5 separate regions of the Mus musculus genome follow, and regions 2, 3, 4 and 5 are each linked to region 1. The links are chromatin loops, found by intact Hi-C in ENCODE. Cell type or tissue: left cerebral cortex. All regions are shown on one strand. Links, peaks and the distances in the headings refer to the core of each region. The heading gives the core; the rest is flanking DNA. Region 1 overlaps Pdgfc (platelet-derived growth factor, C polypeptide). Region 2 has its middle 150 kb from the start of Gm52636. Region 3 has its middle 29 kb from the start of A830029E22Rik. Region 4 has its middle 31 kb from the start of Gm29808. Region 5 has its middle 19 kb from the start of A830029E22Rik.

Evidence for each region. Peaks named below come from ENCODE experiments on the same cell type or tissue, not always from the same donor. Only the 100,000 strongest peaks of a DNase experiment are listed, where the experiment ranks them.
Region 2: it touches region 1 in a loop (1.8-fold over the local background); 11 of 42 quality-filtered maps call a loop at or near these places.
Region 3: it touches region 1 in a loop (4-fold over the local background); 25 of 42 quality-filtered maps call a loop at or near these places.
Region 4: a loop joins it to region 1, with 2.6 times the contacts of the local background. A loop is called at or near these places in 7 of 42 quality-filtered maps.
Region 5: a loop joins it to region 1, with 8 times the contacts of the local background. A loop is called at or near these places in 25 of 42 quality-filtered maps.

Annotation. Positions count from the first base shown.
Region 1 is chr3:81,037,521-81,042,238 of GRCm38, reverse strand. Pdgfc (platelet-derived growth factor, C polypeptide) reads right to left here. Exons shown (of 6, transcript NM_019971.3): 1 at 4,685-4,718. Among named protein-coding and RNA genes, the nearest start is that of Pdgfc, 3.5 kb to the right of the region's middle. In left cerebral cortex, for the core only: a CTCF peak has its summit at 2,669 (motif pointing left); DNase peaks (open chromatin) are centred at 994, 2,725, 2,975 and 3,931; H3K4me3 peaks cover 853 bases; H3K27ac peaks cover 1,703 bases.
Region 2 is chr3:81,480,759-81,485,476 of GRCm38, reverse strand. No RefSeq gene overlaps it. Among named protein-coding and RNA genes, the nearest start is that of Gm52636, 150 kb to the left of the region's middle. In left cerebral cortex, for the core only: a CTCF peak has its summit at 1,899; no DNase peak of the experiment used is centred there.
Region 3 is chr3:81,770,356-81,775,073 of GRCm38, reverse strand. No RefSeq gene overlaps it. Among named protein-coding and RNA genes, the nearest start is that of A830029E22Rik, 29 kb to the left of the region's middle. In left cerebral cortex, for the core only: no CTCF peak of the experiment used is centred there; no DNase peak of the experiment used is centred there.
Region 4 is chr3:80,958,008-80,962,725 of GRCm38, reverse strand. No RefSeq gene overlaps it. Among named protein-coding and RNA genes, the nearest start is that of Gm29808, 31 kb to the left of the region's middle. In left cerebral cortex, for the core only: a CTCF peak has its summit at 3,968; DNase peaks (open chromatin) are centred at 2,524 and 3,942.
Region 5 is chr3:81,781,086-81,785,803 of GRCm38, reverse strand. No RefSeq gene overlaps it. Among named protein-coding and RNA genes, the nearest start is that of A830029E22Rik, 19 kb to the left of the region's middle. In left cerebral cortex, for the core only: a CTCF peak has its summit at 2,366 (motif pointing right); DNase peaks (open chromatin) are centred at 2,543, 3,212 and 3,550; H3K4me3 peaks cover 475 bases; H3K27ac peaks cover 736 bases.

The sequences.
Region 1 (4,718 bases), core at 212-4,211:
CACAATCCTTTAAAGGGGAAGCCCAAAGGTTGCAAGTAGGTGACGGGCAACCAAAAGAAACCACACCCCTTCATTTTAGGTCCCTCCTGTAAGCTTACCTACAATCTCTGCTAGTTGTCCACAGTGTCAGAAAGCTTTACTGTTGGTATGATAGAGACACTGACCGCTCAGCTCTGAGACCCAGAGTTGAAGGAGCTTTTCCTAGACTTGGGTCTGTGTCAGGCAGCTTTGAATGGCTAGACCCTTTGTGCTGTTGGAAGAGACGACTCAGTACAAACATTTTCCCATTTTAACATTATAGCATAAGTACTAGGGCACATCAACAGGAGATTAACCTCTAGATAGATTCATAGGAGAAAGGAAAGGATAGTGTTTTACCCATAGTTGAAGCCAGATGTGGAAATAAATATACAGCACAGATTGTTTAATAAATGAATGGGAAATTACACAAAAATACTGAGATATTCTGGCTACAGACAACAGTTTCAAATAAATGACTAAAAACATTAAAATGAGAATAATCTAATGAAGGAACTTCAATTATGACATGGTATTTGGACTGACACTAACACAAAGCTATGTGGACAATTTTAGTGGTCTTGGAAATATTTGATTTGTGGGTGCTTTATATAAATTAATATACATCAGATTATCATAATTTCATGTAAGAAATATGGAACTAATAATATTAACACTACAGACATTGCAAGCACAAGGTAGAAGTGAGTGTAAGACAGATAAAGAGATTTCAAAGAGGTAAAAAAGACAAGACATGGGCATTGCTTAGCTGACTGAGAAAGCTATGCCAGTCTTCTGTATCAGTCAAGCTTGAACTACTGAAAAAGCTCAGTTCCCATCCCAGCATCTGTTTAGAAGGACTTAACACATTCCATGCCCACCTACAAAGCTTCTACAGGGCTTTTATCCTCTGTGAATACCTTTTAAATTGAATGTAACATATGTCTGATTGGGTATAGACTACTGCAGTTGGTACAGGACTTCCAAAACCCAGCTATTGGAAGGAAAGGACCGCACTCATCATTACATAATTGTTCTTTCCTTATTCAGCTGCCTCAGCTCTCTCATACAGAACAGAGCCATAGGAGGAAGTTTCTTCATAAAGAACAAAAATATATGTTTCAAAGGTCATACTCTAAAACTTAAGGACTGCCTTGCAGGAAAGTCCTTGGAGTCCCCAGTCAGAGCCTGTGTACTGTTGAGCATCTTTAAAGACTCTGGTCAGTTTGTTCACAAAAGAGCTTCCAAGTTCTTATCTAAAGGGTAAAATGTGGGCTCTGTTTGATTACCTGCAGGCTTGTGGCAGCAGTGTGAAGAGCTAGCACTAAAAGAGGGACCAAACATTCAAAAGCATTTCTAGTGAACCCATCTCCCCAAGGGAAGTTGCCCAAAGAACCATGAAACCTTCCCTTAGGAAAGGGCATACACTGTAACTGTTGCTCATAAATGAGCCCTAATAAAGACAAAGTCTAAGACAAAAACCCAAGGTGTTTCGGGAGAATAAGGACAGCAAAACAAACAAACAAACAAACAAACAAACAAAACAAAAACAAAAACAAAAACAAAAAACAGATTAGGGGTCAGTTAAAATGACTTACGTAAGACAAGTGAAACATAGCTCCACAGATAGCTTTGTAGTTGGTATCTATTTGCTACATCTGATGTGCAAACTGAGCCTTTCTTCTTGCGGCTTCTGAATATCTATGTAATTCCTCCTTATTGGAACTCAATAGAAGAACTCTAGCACCTCATAGTAGGCATTGTTATCTGGAGCTAGTGCTTTGCCAACATGAAGTATTTCCTCCCTGTGTTTAACAACCAGATGTCCTCCAAGTAGGTAAAAGTTATTTTTCAACTCATTTCCTCAAGGAAAATCTAGGAAGCCTGGCTTCATATTGGAGCCATCGGGGTATGGAATAACAATGGGATTGAAGAAGAGCTGGGGTAATTTTCACTGGGATAGTGCTTATCTAATACTTGTGAGGCCTGAGTTTCATCACTGACATTGGGAAGAAAAGATAAAAGTATGCTACATTCAAATAGCAAGAACAACAATCTAGTAGCTAGTAACTGGGCAAATGGTCCTATTCCCTAATTTTGAGTCATGTATATATGCTCCATTCCAAGGGTGCATATTTAGCTCCACTATGGGACAAACATAGCATCCAATTTCCACTGATGACATCAAATTGTTAAAGAAACTAATCAGCCCTAGTCATAGAGAGGAGGGGGAACTTGAAAACAGAACCAACCTCTTATGATCACAAATCCAGATCGATTTGGACACTTTGTGGTTGGCCCTTAGAAGGCCTTTATGTGAATCAAGTTGACCCCTGGCATTGTCTAAGGGAACTAACTGTTGAGAAGGTCATGCCTACAGAACCAGAGGATCATCAACACAAAGAGCAACAGGGCAATCAAAACTCAAGCACAACCAAATATGAGGGTGGAAACTAGCCAATGTAAGGAAGTGACACTTTGGGAAGTCAAAAAAAAAAAAAAAAAGTCAAAAGAAGTGGCTGCTATTCCAAGAAATCTGGTCACATTCCAGAGTGCTCTTCTTCCAAGCCCACCTGTTATTCTCAAACCCTGAAACCCTATGTCTAAAAGTCAACCTGAGAATGTGCAGAAAATAGCTCTATATTGCCCCCTAGTGTTAGCTAGCACTACCTCTCTTACTTTGAAAACTATTAAGGTGAGTAGTTCCTCTCCTCTCTACTTCCTGCTGCCAACCCTCCAAAGAGCTAAACATAGCCAGATCCTCTGCCCACAGATTAGGAAATGAGGAGACTATTTTTAGCATCATGCATCTTAGGAATGAGAATGGCCCAGCATCAGATGGCACCAGAATGTGTGTGGCCTGGCTTAGTGAACTCCCATCTTCTGGGGATGTGAAGCTACCCAAGTAGCTAGCTAGCTGCAGCCAGCAGAAAGCTCTGGCGCTCATTGCAAAGTGATGATAGCATGTAGATCATGAGAAGGGACTGCAAGGAAAAAGCAAAAGGATACAAAAGTAGCAAGGAGAACGAGGGATGCTGGGACCCAGCCACAGGAGATGAGGGACCAGAAATAGAAAGGAGCACTCACTGTGCAGCGATAAGTTGAAGCTGGGTTGCTATGGAGATTTAGTAAGAAGCAATATTTTAAACTAGACATTTATTTTGTGTTAGAAAGGACAAAGGTTGGTTGGATTTGCTTCCTGCCTGGGTATAGCTGGTGTTGTGGCTCCTTTGATCTCTCAGGTCTCTGCAGGCCCTATGATTATAGATAGATCACTAGGCTGCCCTTTGATCAGCAGTTCAAGAGCCTTAAGGTGCCACATGCCATCACATTAGCCAGAGGTAAGGAGCAAGCATACCAAGAAACACCATGCTATTACCCTGGCCCAGCAATGCATAGGAATGATGAAGAGAACATATGTATTTTTGGACTTTGTTTTAAGATGTGTCCTTTATAGAGTTGAAATCCAGATGTGAAGCCTTGAAGCAATATATATATATATATACATATATATGTATATATGTATATATATATCACTCCATCCTCATTTCCCAACTGTCTCTGGCAGTCATCTTACCTGGCTAGTGAAATTGCATTGTAAATAGATAACAAAGTAGGAAAAACATGTATATTTCCCTCTTAAATAGCAGCGAGAACCTCCCCTTGTATTGTAAACAGGGTATTTAATATTCCAGTTTTAGGATGCCTACATTAGCATTGTGGTTTCATGTGTGGTATAAAATTTCTATTTACAAAAGAGTCTCAAAAAATGGCTTTATAGTGGTAGATCAAGAGCAAAGGAGTTTAGAAATTGAATGCTGTGAATCATATGGGGTTCAGAGGCTAAGCAAATTACACCCCCGAAGCTTCCCTGGACTTATGAAAGAGGCTTTTCTCCAGCTCTGTGCAATCCCAGCCCAGGGGAACTCGCATCTGAAAGTTTTCTAAACATTTCAGGTACACTTGAAAGCTGAAAGTAATTCTCATTTCCTATGCAGGATTAGATCGCTTCCAACACACACAAAATAGTCATTCATGAACATACAAAAAAATACACCACCAAAAGGTGAGGGTTTCGGGGCACAAAGGCACGTTTTAAAAAAAAAAAAAAAGTTCAAGAGAAAAACCATAACCAATTCCTTTGAAAATGTCCAAGTGGCCTCTTGACCTCTGTATTTCTCACCTAATTCTTTATTGGTGCCTGCCTTCCCATAATACAGTGTTTCGATTAAGGAATTTAATACCTTTCCTGAATTCTCCATTCTTAACACCCCCCCCCATACCTGCTTAAAGTCAAACTTGCCACGACTCATTCATTTTGGGATTTCTTCTTAAAGGCAGTTCTTTTACTTGTAACTCTGGCCATATGCCACCTAGCAATGTGGTCACAGTTGACTTTTCCAATCCTTTCCATAGCCCATGCGTCCTCTCCACTCTGAGGTTGCGGGGCACTTCCCGCTCCCTCTACTCAGTGAGCTTCGGAAGTTGCAAACTGCCGAAATCTGCCCCCACCCCAGAAAGTGCACGCGGACTCAGGAAACTCCCATCTGCAGCGCCAGAGACCCGACCATCAGCTCCACGACTGGAGGACCCCACATGCCACCGCACAATGCCAACCCGAACGCACAGCGAGACGCGGGAAGGGGGAGGAGGGGGCGATACTCACCGTTCTGTTCCTTGTCGCTGGAGAGCTGCAACTT
Region 2 (4,718 bases), core at 296-4,295, 440 kb before region 1:
CTTGATCTTAGAGCATAAGGCGTTGAGTTCTGCTTAGGAAATTTTCCCTGTGCCAATGTGTTCAAGGTTCTTTCCAATTTTTTTCTTCTATTAGATTCACTGTATCTGGTTTTATGTGGAGGTCCTTGATCCATTTTCACTTGATCTTTGTACAAGGAGATAAGAATTTGCATTCTTCTACATGCTGACCACCAGTTGAAACAGCACCATTTGTTGAAAATGCTGTCTTTGTTCCACTGGGTGATTTTGGCTCCCAGGGACTAAACCACCAACCAAAGAGGACACATGAAGAGAACTATGGCTCCAGCTGGATATGTAGCAGAGGATTGCCACATCGGGCATCACTGGGAGGGAAGTCCCTTGATCCTGTGGAGGCTTGATAACCCAGGATTAGGGAATGCTAGGGCCCTGAGGCAAGAATGGGTGAGAGGGTCTGGGAGCACCTTCATGGAGGCAGGGAAGGGGATGGGCATTTGTGGAGGGGAAAATGGGAAGGGGGATAACATTTGAAATGTCAATAAATAAAATAACCAATTATTTTCTAATAGAAAGGAGCAAGGAAAGGGTGTGCAAAGAGCACAGCATAATTAGCATAATTAGCTCCTTGTAGTTAACATTTCAGAAACTCTCCCACCTACCCCATGCTTCTCCTACCTCTCTGATATGTGAATCCTAAGGAGTAATTTTTATAAGAGAGTATTTTCTTTCTTCTAGTTCAATATCTTATGATGTATTTAATGATGCATATATTTCATCAGTAGCAAGCATAAAAGACAGTTACAAAATTTTGCATTTTTATGATATTGGAATGCAAATATACATTTAAGCCATAAAGGAATTGGATCAAAAGCAGTTTTTATGTTAAGCCCACATAAAATGAATGTAAGAACTTGTGCAAATTCCTGGGTCACAATTATTTTATTTATCTTGTGTGGATAATTTTGGATAGTCACCAATACACCTATTCTTCCCTGGCTGCTGTTTTGAGCCCAGAATATAGCAAGTAAGACCAGCTCATTATGAGCACACACCTGAAAATGTGAACAGGTGGAAATTAACTGGCAAGAATCATTTAAGCAAATTAAAATATGCATATGCTAGCGTTCGACATCACAGTGATTCACTGTCCACTGAGCTGCACAGATGGTATTTCATTGAATGTTCAGAAATTCACAGGTATTTGCAATGAACCAGAATCCAAGGGAGGTATGTGTGGACCAGTCTTGAAGGACAGTAAGGTTGATGTTACACAGACAGATGAGAGAGGGTTGAAATGCTAGCCAGGCAACACTGCACTTCCTGGCAGCATAACATTTTCGTCTCTTTTTTAATAACAGAGGCAATATTTCAAATGATCCCACATTCAAGGTCTGAATTTATAATTATTAAATACTACCATTATATTAGGAGTCCTGGAAACCAAGCAATAGATTTTAAAGCCCAAGCCTTTAAGGCAGCGTTTATTGCAAGCACTCAATTAGCCAGAAGATGAAGGAAAAAACTTAACATTCACTGACCCTCAGTTCTCAAGTATAAGAGAAGAGCTTCTCACAGGACTTCTGAAAATGATATAGAATTGTCTTAGATGCTCATGTACAACTGAAGAGATGAGCATACACTTGGTGTTGATTGCTGGTCTGTGCTCTTACTGGAGAAGAAATCCTTTCCAACTCATGGTATAAATTGGTGCAACATATTATGACATACTTTGATACAGTTCCCAACTCCTATCTTAAGCAAGAATATTTGCCACTATTTAATCCTATTACATCCATTCTACTTAATAAAGTTATTTCATCTGTAAGTTATACTCAAACTGGATTTTCGAAGGACCATTTTCCCGTAAGATCAGAGGGGATTGTGACCTGACAGTTCTGCTATTGATAGATCCAGCCACAGGGTGTCATGCTAACAGTACTGACCAGCCTGCCCAGAAGCAGGACTATGGCTGCAGCAATCAAGCAGTGACATAAGCAGTGTCATGGGCAGTGAAGGATAAATAATGAAAGCTCTGACTCTTTGCCAAGCTTAATATTTGATTTGTTTCCTTAGCAAAATGAATCAGTATTTTACTAGATATACTTTGTAATTTTTAGAATGACCTTCAAACTAATATAAAACCCCTAACCTAAAACATCAGGAGTTGCTTCAGTCTTTCCAAGTTCATCAGTCATTGCTTGCCTTTGAGATGATAGAAGAATATACAATACTTGATACCTTTCTATGTCCAGTTTTAAAGGCAAATAAAACAGTTGATAGCTGTAGCTATAGAACTTAATTCCTCCTAAATATCTGATTCCATATATTTAATCAGAGTATTAGATATTCTTTTAGAAGTTTCAGTGAGGATTATGCATGGTGTACGGAACTTACCTTGAATCTGGAAATGCTTTCAACCTTGAGTTAGCAGCCTGAAAACCCAGTTTGGCTGTAATCCCTCCAAACATAGAGCCTAGGCACAACCTGCCTTCTCTCTGATTAGGTCTAACACAGTCGTCTGAAGAAGGGCAGCTTTAACTGTTATAGAGAAATAGGCTGCAAATGACTCCAAAGTACTCCTTGCATTCTCACATTCCCAGGACAAGGTTAATGTGAGGTGACAGACACTTTCAATCTGTCTTCTTTTGTCACTTAAGTCTTTGTCAGAAATCTGAGACAGGAACTCTCTTCTACTTACTTACTTTGAAATGGGAACTTTCCCCTGCTTAATTACAAAGCTTGTTCATCCAGTCACATTATGCAGAAAACAGACCAGCAAATCTGTCTGAGAAAGCTAGAGTTAATCCTTATCACTTCCACAATTTATTTATCAGTGAGTGAGAATTATGAATCATATGACCACATGAATGAGACATAAAGTTCCGATGTGGTTACAGCAATGAAAGAAAAAATTTACACCAGAGGGCACCACATATTGTGATGGTGTTATAGCTACTGCCAGAGATCAGAGGACGATTTCCAGAGTAAGCCATGACAAATGTAGAATGTGATCAGCTAGCAGTGGATCGTCAATCAGGCAGAGAGCTGAGAGAGATCTACTGAGCAGTCATACAAGAAGACACCAGGCAAAGCTCCGGACATGAGGAAGTTCAGGTCGTAGATCCCCAGGAAGGGCAGTGAGGTGCAGGAGCACTGAGGTGGCAGTGCTCCTTAAAGATGCAAGTACGGGATTGTCGTCTTTGAACTTTGGTCTTCTAACGTGAGAGAGCAAGCGAATGTTCAGAGCAAGAACAAGTTTGGGAAGAGAGAAAGAGTCTGATGTGTCTGTGCCCTATTGGCAGTTCAAGGAGGATTACCTTCTGTTTAGAATGTCAAACAATTTCAGTGGGCTCACAGAGATGAGTCACAAAAGGGCAGGCGTGAACTTGGATTGAGGGGTCAATGCTAGATGGATTTAAAGACAGACTTGAGGGATAGGATAGAGAAAAATGCTTTTCTGTCTATGGACACTATGGGGGAGGCAAAGCTTTAATTTCAGAATCTTATTGAATCACGAAATTCTATCCTAAAAGAACAAACAAACAAAAATCAGAAACAACAAGAAGAAATGCTGCATCTTCATGAATCCAAGTATTTAAGTAAAAATCGAGCACAGGTGTTGTGGATTCCCTTCTTAGCCCCAGAGGAGCCTGTAACCAAGCACACCAGCTTGGCAAAGTGGATTTTTCAGATGTGGTCAGCTAAAGCATTCTGCAGTGCAGAAGTTATTGTGAATTATCCCTATGAATTCAACTGAATCCTTAGCAGATTTTCAAAGAGATGTGAGAATTATTCAAAGGACTCAAGGTGGTAGTGAAAAACTTGGGAGATGCTACATGGCTTGTAGGGTAAACGTCCATGAGCTAAGGAAGCTTGGTGACACCAGTGGCTGGAAAAGGGACAGAAAGGTGTCTCCCCGCACCTGAAAAGAAAACAGCATTATTAGGACATTGATTTGGTCCATTTCCTGTTCATCATTTCCAGTATAGTAAAATAAGAATAAAGATCCATCATTTTTCATTTCAACGCCAATATTTCTTTCTTACTGTGACAATAGAAAATAAAGGGCAGAACTCTGAGTGTTCCCAGGTTTTCGTGTGTATCAAACCAGTAGAATGAAATCAACATATTGTCTATTTCTTTGTTTTACCTCTATTAAAGTAATCAATATTTGAAGATAAAATAGCTACCACAGAGCAATTGAGAATTTTTATTATGGACCAACTGAAACTGGAAAACAACAGACTCAGATTTGTTTTGTTTTGGCCTTTCTTATTGAATATTTCCTAACAATAAATTTTTCTGAAGGATTATGTATTTTCCTAATATTGGAAAAATGGGTTTTGTAAATACAGCAGAATGTTAATTTTCTAAAGATAGATATATGTGACCACATAAATTAAATAAATTTAGTTTGAACATTCACAAGATGTTTGAAGACAAAAGGAGAAATATTAAAAATATTCTATTTTGATGAGCATATGTTTCATGTCTGCATTAAAAACATATTTAAAGATCCTACTTCAGAAAGTATTTGGATCTTCTTTTATGCATTTATTTAAATTTACAGACTTTAAAGACAGATTCAGAAAAGAACACCAAAGGCAAATCAGCTACCCTGTGGAGCTTTCTAATAAGACAGAAAAACAACGTGGTATAAGCAATAATTACAGGGAATTCAGAGTACTTATTTTAAGAAGTCTAGAAAATTAATACTGAGACTAGGCCAGCAGCTGTTG
Region 3 (4,718 bases), core at 392-4,391, 730 kb before region 1:
AGCTGCATATGTATCAAAAGATGGCCTAGTCAGCCATCACTGCAAAGAGAGGCCCATTGGACACGCAAACTTTATATGCCCCAGTACAGGGGAACGCCAGGGCCAAAAAGGGGGAGTGGGTGGTTAGGGTATTGGGGGTGGGTGGGTATGGGGGACTTTTGGCATAGCATTGGAAATGTAAATGAGCTAAATACCTAATAAAAAATGGGAAAAAAAAAAGAAAAAGAAACACATAAAAAAAAAAATAAAAGTCTGTGTTTAATAATGGGTTATTAGAAGTTGTAGCTGGCCAAGGACACAATGTGATTTTGGGGACATTCTAAAGGAAATAAAGGAGGTAGTTCAGTATACTGTTTGCCCTTTAGGAAAGAAGAGAGTGAGATTTAGGAGCTACCAACCAGGATAGGACACCAGAAATCACCTGAGAAAGAGACCAGTAGCCTCAGCGAGCCATCTTGGCTATGAGCAGTGTATTCTGTGCAGAGAAGGCAGAGAAGGAACACAGAAGCGTAAGGCCAGGGAGCCTTCAACCCAGAAGTTCCTGCTGCCAGCATTAAAAAGCACACAGAGAAACTACATACGATCCTCAATTGCCATGTATAATACATGAAGACGCTCACATATTATCTCAAAAAGTAGTCCTACAAAAAAAAAGCATTGCTCTTATCTTTACATCAACAATTATGCACACATCCTATGTGAGGCCTAGGAGGTACACTTAATATGCACAATGCTTTAAGAACTATTAAGCTGAGGAAGGAAGAGGTGTGGGGTGAAAATTTAGTCTAGTGACTCTTTCAGTGTATTATGTTCAGCTCTCCATGCAGAAGTCCTCGAGGTAGGAAGTGAGAAGCAATGCTGGTGTGTGTGTGTGTGTGTGTGTGTGTGTGTGTGTGTGTGTGTGTGTGTGGTGTGTGTACGGGAGTTCTGACCTCACTTTAGACAGGTGTGGCCAGAAGACTAGGATGGGAGAAGGTTTATCCACCTATCTGTGGTGCTTACTTTATTCACCTTTTCAGCCCAAGAAAAGACATTTTATCCTTTATTTGTCCATGGTAAAGAATCTCTGGAGGAGATATTTTGATTTCCTTTCTTTCTTTTTTTATTGGATATTTTCTTGATTTACATATCAAATGTTATCTCTTTTCCCAGTTTCCTTTCCTCCCAGAAACACCCTATCTTATCCTCCCTCCCCATGCTTATCTGAGGGTGTTCCTCCACCCACCCACCCATTCCCACCTCCCCAACCTCAGTTCCCCTACACTGGGGCATCTATCCAGCCTTCATAGGACCAAAAACCTCTCTTCCCATTGATGCATGACAAGGCCATTCTCTGCTACATATGCAGATATAGCCATGTGTACTCCTTTGTTGATTACTTAGTTCCTAGGAGTTCTGGGGGGTCTGGTTGGTTGATATTGTTGTTCTTCCTATGGAGTTGCAAACCCTTCAACTCCTTCAGTTCTTTCTCTAACTCCTCTATTAGGAACCGTGTGCTCAGTCCAATGGTTGACTGCTAACATCTGCCTCTATATTTGTAAGGCTCTGGCAGGGCCTCTCAGGAGACACTCATATCAGGCTCATTTCAGCATGCACTTCGATTTTTTTCTTAATCCTTTGTCAACACGAATGACCATTATGGTGGAAAGTGTGGACAGTATGGCCTATCACACTTGCACTGGGCTTATATTTGGTTAGATTATTTAAAATTAATCATTCAATGACATTTTATCTGTTTTTGTTTGATGATGTAATTGTCATCTATAACACACAAGAGTCTTATGTTATAGTTTGAACTCTTCATGAATTATATAATATCTCAAGAAAATCTTCCTCTCCCTGTCTTTTTTTAATGAAAAGTGATGAGTCAGCAAACTTGAGGCTAAAGCAGGAAGGTAGTGAATTTGAGGCCAGAATAGACTATATTGCAAGCTGACTCTCTATCCATTTCTCTCCCCTGTCTATATCACACACACACACACACACACACACACACACACACACACACACATACACTTCTATATGATTATTAGTAGTTTTCAAATGATAATTTTTCCTTATCAAGATATAAATATGTCACAAATGAGATTTTTAGGCAAATATTGTGAATGTTCTATGAAAAAAATCACTACATCTTCTCTCCACTTGCCCTTGGTTTTGCCTTTTAATGGATAAAAAGAGGAAGATAGGTCTTTGGTATTTTTTTTTAATGTCACCAGAATGGCCTAGAAAGAAAGAAGCAGATCTCGCCATAGTAAAACCCAGAAATGTCTTGAGTTTTAGCTACCCAGATTCACTAGCAGACAGGTAATTTATTTTAAATTATCTACCTATATCCTTTTTTGTTATTATAATGCAGATTGACAATTGCGGAATAGATTTTTTTCACAGAAAATTCATGCCCAAGAACATGTCATGTGACTTATTTACATATTGATCAGGAAAAATTAACCATTGAAAAACTACTACCAGTCATAGAACTTGCCCCTCATGTCCTAATAATCTCCCAAGGGTCCTTCTTCAAATACTAATACATTAGGGGATTACAATTCCAACATAAAAATGTTAGACAGACAGAAATATGTAGTCTATAATATCCTCTCTCTTGTTTCCTACAATATCCCTGTGTCTTGTATGAAAACTATTCTTTCCCGTGTTGCCCGACTCACTCCAGCCTATGGTCTCAGGTCTATATTCACAAAGCATTTAAATTACTTAGCATAGAACCAGGGATGAAATGCATCCTGTGAGGAATCCTTCCCAGGTAAGAATGATGAAGACAGAGGAGGTCTATGCTTCCAAATATAGTTGTGTGTTGCAGGATACATGATCACCCTGTGATCCAAAAATAGCATTATTTACTACAAAAACTTGTTGTTAGTTGTGGTGCAGCTCAGCCTTAGCACACATTTTTAACCCTAGACGTTTCTGTTTGAGTATTTTAAACAGGAGTAAACAAAGTCACCTATAGGTCAAGAGGAGAGAAATCACCCGGCTGGTCTTCCTCATCAGCTCACAGCCCAGAAACAAAGCCCTACTCTCAAGGCATCTCAGAAACCTCCTTCAAACTGCATGTTCCCCATTCTACTTCCTGTCCTCCTGACTCCCTCTTACTCTCTATGTTTTTAATTGTAATAATCCTATGTTCGCTTCCTGTCAACTGGTTACTGCTCCAACTGGTTGCTATCAAATGGTTGATTTTATTTATTCCTCTTTACAATATTCAAACAGAAAACTCTCAGATTAAAGGTATGTCCTAAAGTTGAGCCATACCATAACTAATAACAGGCTTTTCCAGTAAATAACACAATCTCAGGATTCACAGTGTGATCAAATATACTGCAACTGTTGTGGGTAGCTGTAGGATAGAATCAATCCTATTCCAAAAGGGGAAAATTAAAAGAAAAAGAAAAAAAAAGAAAGATTGTGTCTCAAGGAAGTCTAAAACTTGATAGGCTAATGTCATTCTACTTTTGAACTGTAAGCCTTCAGAATAACCCTTTGTTCTGATGCTCTGCCTCCAAGACCCAAATGAAAGGATTTATGTAAGTACCCAGCTTGGAAACCACCACCCCCCACCCCCTACCACCTGCACTCCCAAGTCTCTGCTGTCCCTTTGCTAAGCTGTTCTGTTGGGTTGAGAAGCCATGCTCACTGAGCTCTCAGGATAGTACCACATCTCTGCTTCCACATGGTGTGATCCTGGAAAACCAAAGCAGATGCAGGCATTAGTCACACAACCTGTGCGTTCTTGACCTGTGATGACTATAGCATCCTTAAGGACCCTTGCCTCATTTTCAGGCTACTTTTCCACAGTTAACTAACACATTTAATGTATTCATTCCTTTGCTTATTTTAAATGGTGCTAGTAATCAAACTTAAGGCTTCATGCATGCTGAACAACTGTTCTACCAGTGACTTGTGCATTATATTCCACCGTTTTAAACATAGTGCCTGACTTCTTTTGAGGTATCTGTTTCCTCTTAATTCATTTATCAAATGGCCACTTAGCCACAGCTCAGTGTTATCTTCCTCCTCTTCCTCCTTCCTCCTCCCCCCTCCTCCTCTTCTTGTAATATGAATGGAATGAGAGTTTTCTACAGTTTTAACTTTTGTCTTTGCTTAACACATGCATTTTAAGTAATGTCTCTCTTACCGTGAGCTTTCAGTATGAACCCCTAGTACAAGCCAAGCTTCATCTTCAATAATTTTATTAGACTATCTTCAATTAAATATTCACTTTCATCAGTCTGAACAACTACATTCCACAAAGTACTAGAATATTGATTCAGGTTGTCACTGTACCATAAGGATTGCCACTCTGTGAGAGTCTAATAGACAGTACCTCATTTTCTCTTGAGACATCACCAAAACGCCCTTTACCACCCATATTTCTATCAACTTTCTCACAGTGTTTAAGTGTTCTCTACATTGCTCTCTCTGTGAGTGTGTGTTGTGTGTGTTTGTGTGTGTGTGTGTGTGTGTGTGTGTGTGAGAGAGAGAGAGAGAGAGAGAGAGAGAGAGAGAGACAGAGACAGAGACAGAGACAGAGAGACAGAGGCAGAGACAGAGACATGTATTTACATGTGTGTGGGTATGCTCACCCGTGTAAAGGTGTGTGTATCTTCATGTGTGTAACCACCTTCTAGACTGTGGGCAGATATTTGTGTGCATGCACATATGTGTGGAGGTCAGAGGGCAACCTCTGGTTGTTTCTC
Region 4 (4,718 bases), core at 287-4,286, 80 kb after region 1:
TTTGAGCCTGTTACTGGACTTTCTTTTCCTCAGGCTCCTCTCCATTTCCATCCCTGTTATTCTTTCAGACAGGAACAATTATGAATCAGAGATGTGACTGTGGGATGGCAACCCCATCCCTCACTTGATGTCCTGTCTTCCTGCTGGAGGTGGGCTCTATAAGTTCACTCTCCCTACTGTCCAGCATTTTATCTAAGGTCCCTCCCTTTGAGTCCTGGGAGTCTCTCACCTCCTAGGTCTCTGGTGCATTCTGCAGGGTCCCTCCAACCTCCTATTTCCTAAGGTTGCTTATTTACATTCTTTCTGCTGACCTTCAGGGCTTCAGTCTTTTTCTCTCAAGCAATATCAGATCAGGTTCCCTTCTCCAAATCCTTTATTATTTAAATTATGCAGTGTCCCAAACCAAAGTCAACATCACAATAAAAATATATTTTAAAGGAAAAAAAGAGAAAGAAAGAATGTACAATTGGGTGGGTCGGGATTTGGACATCAGAGAGGAGTTGGGGAAGGGAAAAGAATATAATCAAAATATACTGATAAAGAACTGAATAGATAAAACTTTCAAATATTAAATAAGGTTTTTTTTGTTGCTTTTGTTTTGTTTTGTTTTGTTTTGTTTTGTTTTAACGTATACTGGTTACTCTACCCTGCACTAACGTACTGGAACTTCCTAACCTTATCTTTGAGTTTAGGACCTAATAAGCTTTACCCATTTCTTCCTTTGCTGGATAAATACTTTAAATACAGCATTTTACCACTAGTTTTATGCATTATATTAATAAAATGTAACAGACCCTTCAAGGATAATTTGACTAGGTTCTACTGTGCACATTGACTTTATTCATTTGTTGCAGGAAAGCTTTCTCTTCTGGATAATGAGCACAAGCCCCTGTTCCCTGTTCGCTCTCCTCTTCCTTTCCTCCCTCACCCACAAGCTTGCATACACTGACACTAGAATCCAGTTGTGGTAAGAGGTGTGCTTTCTCACAACTGACTATATTTTTATTTTATTTTATTTTACTTTATTTTTTATTAGATGTTTTCTTCATTTACATTTCAAATGCTATCCCCTTTCCTAGTTTCCTCTCTGAAAATCCCCTATGCCCTCCCCACCCCCCTGCTCCCCAACCCATCCACTCCCACTTCCTGGCCCTGGCACTGCCCTATACTGGGGCATAGAATCTTTGCAAGACCAAGGGCCTCTCTCCCATTGATGGCCAACTAGGCCATCCTCTGCTACATAGGCAGCTAGAGACAGGTGCTCTGGGGGTACTGGCTAGTTCATATTGTTGTTCCTCCTATGGGGCTGCAGACTCCTTCAGCTCCTTGGGTACTTTCTCTAGCTTCTTCATTGGGGACTCTGTGTTCCATTCAATAGATGACTGTGAGCATCCACAATTGACTATTTTAACAGCTATTATTTTATTTTTCTCATTAGTGCTGGGATTAGGTGGAAAGCCTCCTGAATATTAGACAAGTATTCTGCTCTAGGCTAACTCCTCAGCTCTCAGCATTGACCATTTTTAGAGAACTTGATTTCAGCATTCTTCCACCATTCTCTGTTTCTCAAATCAAAGAATATTGAATTTAATTGTATAAAGTTCAGAATAGAGAAACAAAAAGTCCAGATTTCTTTCTGGTATGAGTGAGCAAGCGATCTGAGGTAGGAAGTATTAATACAGGATCTGCTTCCCACGTCTTGGAAAAACACTGAGACAAACCACAGAAAGAAATAGGAGGAATTAGCTACCATCCTCAATGCTGCAAACAATTGGAAGAGATCAGAATAACCAGAGATTCAAAGAGACGACAAGGCAGGACACTTCATGACTGCCATTTGTATCATTGAGCAGAAGCAGGAAGTAGAAAAAGCTGAATGATGAAACCTGCTACAGTTCTCAGTGTTGGTGGCAGAGGAGAGTCACAAGTCTGTCCTACTTCCTAGACTCCCTTTGGATTCTTCATAGGTGGACGTCATTCGAAGCTAGTGAGCAGGAAATCCTAGCTAAATAATTTGCTGACTCTCAATTCCACTTCCACAAGACCCTTTGTTGAAGTGCTAATTTGGAGCTCACTGAAGGGTAAAAATATACCATACCCACAAAGGAGTAATTGGCAATGTATATTAACTGTATTATTTAAATTTCACATCAAATTGATGTGTGAAGTGTAGAGACAGCGTTGTATGGAGAAAAAAAGGACCTTATAATTTACAACCATTAACTAGTTGTTAATTTAATTTTGATCATTGATTTTGGATGAATCTCTTTAAAAATTGCCTAAGCTCCACATTACTTATTGTGGTGCTTATTTAATGACTGCCAATAAAATTTAAGCTTCCTGGCTATACTTGATTCTGTGACTTTTAGATGAGCAAATTGAATTTATTTTGTTTTTAAAACAGTGCAATATGCTTTAAAATTTACAGACAGAAGCTTAGGAAACAACCAGGGATATTCAGGAATGTTGGATCAATCTGTTTGCTTTCAGACATGAAAGCCAAGGCTTTCTTTAGTAGTAGCACATTGTAGGAGGACACTGTTTTCAAAGGAGTTGTTTTATAGCACATTGTAGGAGGATATCTTTGCAGTAGATTGTTCTTATAGCACACTGTAGGAAGAGTGTTTTCAATGGAGTTGTTCTTATAGCACATTGTAGGAAGAAGTGTTTTTTTGTTTTTGTTTTTTTTTTTCATTGAGTGGTTCTTATAGAACTTGTAGGAGGACATAGAATTGTTTTTTGTCTTGAACAGAATTATTGCATTTTTACTCAAGTGGGAGAAAAACATAATTACTTTTTCCCAGGATCAGAAGAACATTGTGAAAATCAGAAGAACATTGTGACCTATTGTCTCAAAGATGCTTTTTTCCATTAGAGTTATGATATATTTAGAAAACTACACAGTAGTTATTAAAGAACTCAGTTTTGAAACTACTGAATAACTAGCACATGCGTAGGGGTTGGGCGTCAGGTATATTGGCATCTGGAAATCTCAGCATTTTTCTGGAATGTTCAAAGAAGAGTCAAAATGACATTAACAAAAATGCTGGATTCTGAAACAAAATAAAATTGTAGTAAAGGAATAAAAATATTGGAAGTTGTGACTACGGACACAGACAAGAAAGACCTGAGGCTAACACTAAACTGCAACGCTATGATTCTGGAATTTATTAAGCAGAACAATGTGCAGAACATTTGGAAGCAATCTGTGTGCTACATTATGCATTCACTAGCTAGTTATTTGGATATTGTGGCACTTTTGGTCACTGCATTTTTGAAAAGATATAGACAAACTGAAATTGATCGAGGAAGGACAAGAACAATAAGAGGTAAAGCCCCGAGGAACAGTCTGGTTGCTATGATTGGATGCATGAGCATTTTTCTAATATTAGAATCAATTAATACTTCCCCCTTGGCAATGCTACCTAGAATAAAAAGGGGTTTAATAAAACAACCTTTTATATGTTTTTGATTCTGCCTTTGTTTTGCTGTGATGGAAATGCTAGAAAGTCATCTATGGAATCCCTGGGAGGATAAGTCTCCCAGAAATTGGAAAGCAGGTTCCCAGATCATTCTGAACAAATTATTCTCCCTAGTAGCAAATGGAATCCATAGGTATTTTCTGTGTTTGGCTGGTATTAGAAACCAAATAAATGGTTAGTTATCTCTTACCACGGTAAACAGTAAAAAGAGATATCCAAGACTCCCAGAGTCTTGAGAAATACAAGAGCTAACTAAATCTACATAGGCCTATAATAGTGTTTCTCATCTGCCAAGACACTGCTGGGAATATTTCTCGAACAGTGCTAGCAGAGTCTGGGCCATGGCTGCCAACAGCTATGGTTAATAGCAACCAGTAGCAAGACTTCAAAATCCCTGCAATGTTGATTTCAAAATGCCACCCTTCTTAGGAGGTGCAAGGCTCAGTGGCTATGGCTGTCCAGTTGTCAACAGAGACACCATGTGGTAGGGAGAGGCAATGGCAGCCAAGATAATGAAATCAGCTGTCCCAATGGTAGGACACATAGAAAACAGGGTTTCTCTTGTAATCAGGATATTTTGTACTGAACTAGAGATATAATTGCATTCAGAGTCCAAGGTAGAAGTGTAGCACAGAAAAGAACAACTACATTAAGAATATATTTTAAAAACGAAAGGAATGGCTTAAATTCAAGTTGAAAACACAATAATTTATATAAATTACTCATAAAAAACACTCCTAATATATCTAGATTAAATCAAAGCTTTCCATTTTCAACTTTTCCACTCCCATGGCAATAGAAACATCTACTTAGAATTAATCATAACTGAAATATTGTATTTATTGCTGTATTGCTGGAAAATCTGTCTCCCCTTCAAAATGTGAATTCTATAAGAACACACATTTCTTACCTTGTTCCATTACCATAAACTCAGGTCAAAGGGTTCCTAACATGCTTTGGATACATCGTTTGGTACATAGACATATCCAATAATTATTCAGAGACTACAGGACAAACATTATCCAGTTTAACGGGAAAAATTAAATATAGTATCCAAATCCCTTCCTACAATGAAAATCCCAACCCCCAATATACAATTGCTAGCATATCTTCATAAATATTCAAAGAATTAATATAAATAAGAACCACGACCAGTTAGATATAATTCTGTCAGAAAACAGAAAAAGAAGTGTCTTAGTCAGGGTTCTCTAGAGGAACAAACATGGCAGAATGTAT
Region 5 (4,718 bases), core at 335-4,334, 740 kb before region 1:
ACATAGCTGGACCAAAGCATGTATGAATTTAGAGAGAATATGGCACCAGCCAAGGGCTCACACAGGTCTGGCTCTGATCAGGTCCCAGGAATAAGTCAGGAAGTAGATACAATTTTTCATTCTTAATCTAGAAGCTATTACTGGAAGCTCTCACAAATAAATTAATTCTTACCAATGGAGTGTCACTAGGTATTGAAACTGCTCTTAAGGCCAGGCAACACATGTCACAGTAGATGGCCATCATAGAGCAAACTCAGTGGGATATTTGGCGGTTGGTTCCTTGTCTTCTAATGCTTCCGTACTGTTGTTCTTCTGTTGTTTTGATTTTCTTTACAAACCATTTGTGTAGATACTATGATGTCTAACTTTGGGTTTGTATGAGATTTCTGTGTGTTTAAATGTATGTGTCTCTATGTCTATACGAGTCTATTGAGTCTATTGAGTTTGTTTTTGACTCTTAATACATCATAATTGCACTTTCAGGTAGAACTCTACAAATATCAAACCTTGTGACTTCTGTACCAATATATCATAATATCACATGGAATTTCTTTCCAGATAACTGTTATAAACGAAATACTAAAAACGTAAAAATATATCTTGGTATTTAGATAATTTTTAAGGTCAACCCTGTGAAATTTAATTGGTAGATAACTTCAGATCAATGGAAAGCCTGACTGGTTATGCATTCATGTGAATAGCTCTTGGTCTATTTAGTATCTAGAAACTAGGAAGGTTGTACTTGGTTTTTCCCTTTCGTCCAGACTCTCATGACCTTTCAGTTACCATGTCTAGGCCTTTATTAACCTTAACGATTTGTTTGGGATAGTTGCTTCTCATGGATGTTGGCAAGGGTCTCCACTGTTTGCTAGTGGCAGGGAGCTCAGATTTCTCATTGTCTAATGCTATAATTTTCCAGTTCTTTACCAGGTTCTTGAGGTTTGTGGGTTAGTCGCAAATTTCTCCCAGCTAAGTCCATGTGTTATGAGTTTGGGTTCCAGGTTGGCCTGTTGAGAAATGCTAAAAATAAAATAACAGGGCCTAGCATGATCTCCTGAAGTCACTGACTGCATATGTCTAAGAGTACTGTGGGATTCTCATCTTTCCTTGCTTCCTGTCTTGACCAGAAAGTATTCGAGTCCATAGTGATGCATGACACTCATCCGAGGCTAAGGGCAGTTGAGCCACCCGATATTATATTTGAACCTCCAGAGCAATGTGCTAAAATAAAGATCTCTTCGCTTTTTGATAGGTCCATCTCAAGGTTTGTGCTGTGGTACTTGAAAAGCTAACTAAAACACCAAGTAGCCTCAAAGCACACCGCAGAGCAAGCAAGCTGACTCAGAGTCGGAAAGAGCTCCACCCCAAAGGTACACAGAGTGAAGCACAAGGTAATGGAGTAGAGAATGGCTGAGCATCTTCTTTCGGACGGAAGCTCGGAAGGGGATAGGACTGGGCTCTAACAACACATAAAGATGAATGGTTACAAGACTGTGATAGAAAAGGAGACCTGGAGAACAAGATTTGGATTAGAGGCTTAGCAGAAAAGATTCACAAAAGGGAGCCAGACGAGGAACCACTGGAAATAATATCAAAGATCTTGCGGAAAATACCTACATCTTTAATATGTTTTCTGAGTCTTAATATGGTCCATGGGTTGGATGGCTTTACAGACCCTCTTCCCTCCAAACACATGTTTATTATTCTTAAGATAATTTTCACAGCCTTAAATGATTTTTACTTTTGACTTCAGAGATTGTTTTCCCCCCTGTTTGGAAGTGATAACCCCTGAGAGCCTCTACCTAGTTTTAATCTTACTGACAGGTTATAAGCAATTTCCTATTAAGAATGTTTTTGTTGTGATCATTATTTTTATCATGACTATCATATTATTTCAATATTTTTGTATGGAATTCCTAATGTTTCTAATTGACAGAGCTGTTATTCTACCTCTACAGTGCAGTTTAAATTATAATAACATAAACAGATTATATCTATCTACCTGAAATGCCAAGTGAAATGTCTCATGAACTACAGGCACTTATCTCTTTTTTCACAAGGAATAAATATAGTCGTTCATAGGACAGATAATGACATAAGTTTGAGGTTGACAGAAAAAAGGAGAGTTTATTTGAGGCAGATGTTTGCTATGGAGAAAGTCGCTGGAGAGTCATCAAGGGAACGCTGAATTTCCGACTTACAAATTTGATAGGGCAAGATGACAAGGAAAAATACCATTTCAAAATGGAGGGACTAACTTTACAAATGTGTCAGCCAAGACCCCCTAGTGAGGATCGAGAGAGAACACTGCCAATTTCACTTCCAAACACAAAACAACTCTGTAAACGCCGCAAGATATCTACTTTGCCAATAGAGGGCGCAAGAGACACGCTGAAGAAAAAAAAGGGATTTTTTTTTTTTTTCTTTCTTTCTTCCTCTCTTTTATGCTTTTCCTCTGAGCAGTTTTGCTTTGGCGTTACCCTTCTGGCTTCTGCTGCATTATTCCGTACATGATGTGGGTGTGTGGTGAGAACATGTGGTGGCTTTTTTATCCAGCCACGTACCCAGTGGACGCGGTGACCTCATAGGCTCACATCAAGCCCTATGATCACCTTCAGAAAGTTGTACTTGAAGCGTACTGATACTGAATGCTCCAGGCTTAGAGTCGTTAGCAGCACCAGGACTTCCTCTGTGGCTTTGCTTAATGGGCTGAATGCCCGCACCCAGCAGGCTGGCTCATTTCCTTCCTGTCTGCTGAGTGTGGACCAGCTTCGACCCAGAAACCCCAGTAGCCCCTTCTGCCATCCCGGGAGCTGTAACCACTCCCTCCCAAACAAGCCTCAGGCCTAATGGAACAGGGGATTTTCCTGACCAAGTTTGCCCTTCCTGTGGGCAGCCCAACGTCCTTTAAATGCTATCACTACATCTTTAGAGTTATTCCTCATAGCTTATTGTCTCCGTAATATCGAGTTTCTCCAGTGAAATCTACTCTGCTCTATCTGTTTCCCAATGAGATCAAGGATGAGACAAGAATTCATAATTTAAAGAGCCTTTATTTGCTATACATCTCTGAATCGCAAGGAACTAAACCAGGGGCCTCATGTAGCTTACCATGTGATGTGATAGTTTGGGGACTAGGGAGAAGACATGTCACTACAGTCACTATGACCCATTAGAATAAAACTATGCGGACTGCGCCAGGAGAGGGCCTTCTGTTCACAGTTCTTTACTTGTTTGGCATTTCCTTGTACTCATAAACCTGTTGCTGACAATCATTTGATCAGTTTAATTATCTAGAAATTACTTAGTAAAGGGACTGAGAAAGTACATCCAGAGTTCTGAAAAACTGTATATCCAGAGAAGAGTTAGTAATGAGCTCAGAGCAGAGACCATTGGCTGGCCTTCCAGGGGAGGTTGCCCCGTTTCTAGTGTTTGCCAGTTTTGCTAATATAGCTTCTCTGGTGAAGCTTACTGTTGTTGGAAACGAACAGGCACAACGTTGAATACAGTGTTAAGACTGCATCCTTGTATAGAACTTTTGATGTGTGAATCCCACACACAGAAATAACTCGAAGAACAGATGGTAGCCAAAAAACACAATCACGCAAAACTTAACGTTTCCCATGAGTGATGCTTCTGATTCAAATATGTGTACCTATGAGTTTGTATAATTCGCTTTTTAATAACGTCTGTGTTTCCAGCGGACATTTCCTTCTTCCTTCCTTCCTTCCTTCCTTCCTTCCTTCCTTCCTTCCTTCCTTCCTTCCTCCCTCCCTCCCTCCCTCCCTCCCTCCCTCCCTCCTTCTTTCTTTCTTTCTTTCTTTCTTTCTTTCTTTCTTTCTTTCTTTCTTTGTTTCTTTTTCGAGACAGGGTTTCTCTGCGTAGCCCTGGCTGTCCTGGAACTCACTTTGTAGACCAGGCTGGCCTGGAACTCAGAAATCTGCCTGCCTCTGCCTCCTGAGTGCTGGGATTAAAGACGTGTGACACCATGCCCAGCAGTCCAGCTGACATTTCCAACCCAGAAGCTATAACTAATTGATAACCACTCATAATGAAAATTAGTTGTCTCCAAAGGTGTCTAATTGGGCATACAAACCACTTTTAAGGCCAGGCCAAATCCCATTGTAGTTTTGGAGGGTTTTTGTTATTGTTGTTGTTGTTTGGATTTGGTTTTGTTTCTCCATGTGTCTGAGCATTTTATTTTTCATTTTTCTTTCTTTCTTTTTCCCTTTCCTTGTAGGCATTTTGTTTATATAACTTGGTATCTGATTTTGTGTTTTTATGAGATTTCTGTGTTTGCCAGTGTGTTTGTCTCTACATCAATATATGTTTCTTTTGAGTTTTCTTTGTTCTTCTTGTGAATTTTTCTTGTGTTTGTTTTTGTTCAGGTTATTGTTGTTATTTTAATGCTAATTTATTTTCTATTGAGAGGGAGCAAGAAAGGATGTGGATGTGGGTAGGTAGGGATATAGGGAGGATCTGGGACTGTTTGGAGAAGGAAAACCATAATTAGGATATATTACATGAAAATAACAAAAATATTTTCAGTAGAAAGAAAAAATAAGACTCGAGCCCCGAGGTACCTTGCCAGCGGACTTGCCCAACACCCGCAAGGGCCCACACAGGATTCCCCATGGGATCCTAAGACCTCTGGTGAGTGGAACACAGCGCCTGCCCCAATCCAATCACGCGGAACCTGAGACCGCGGGAAATAGGGT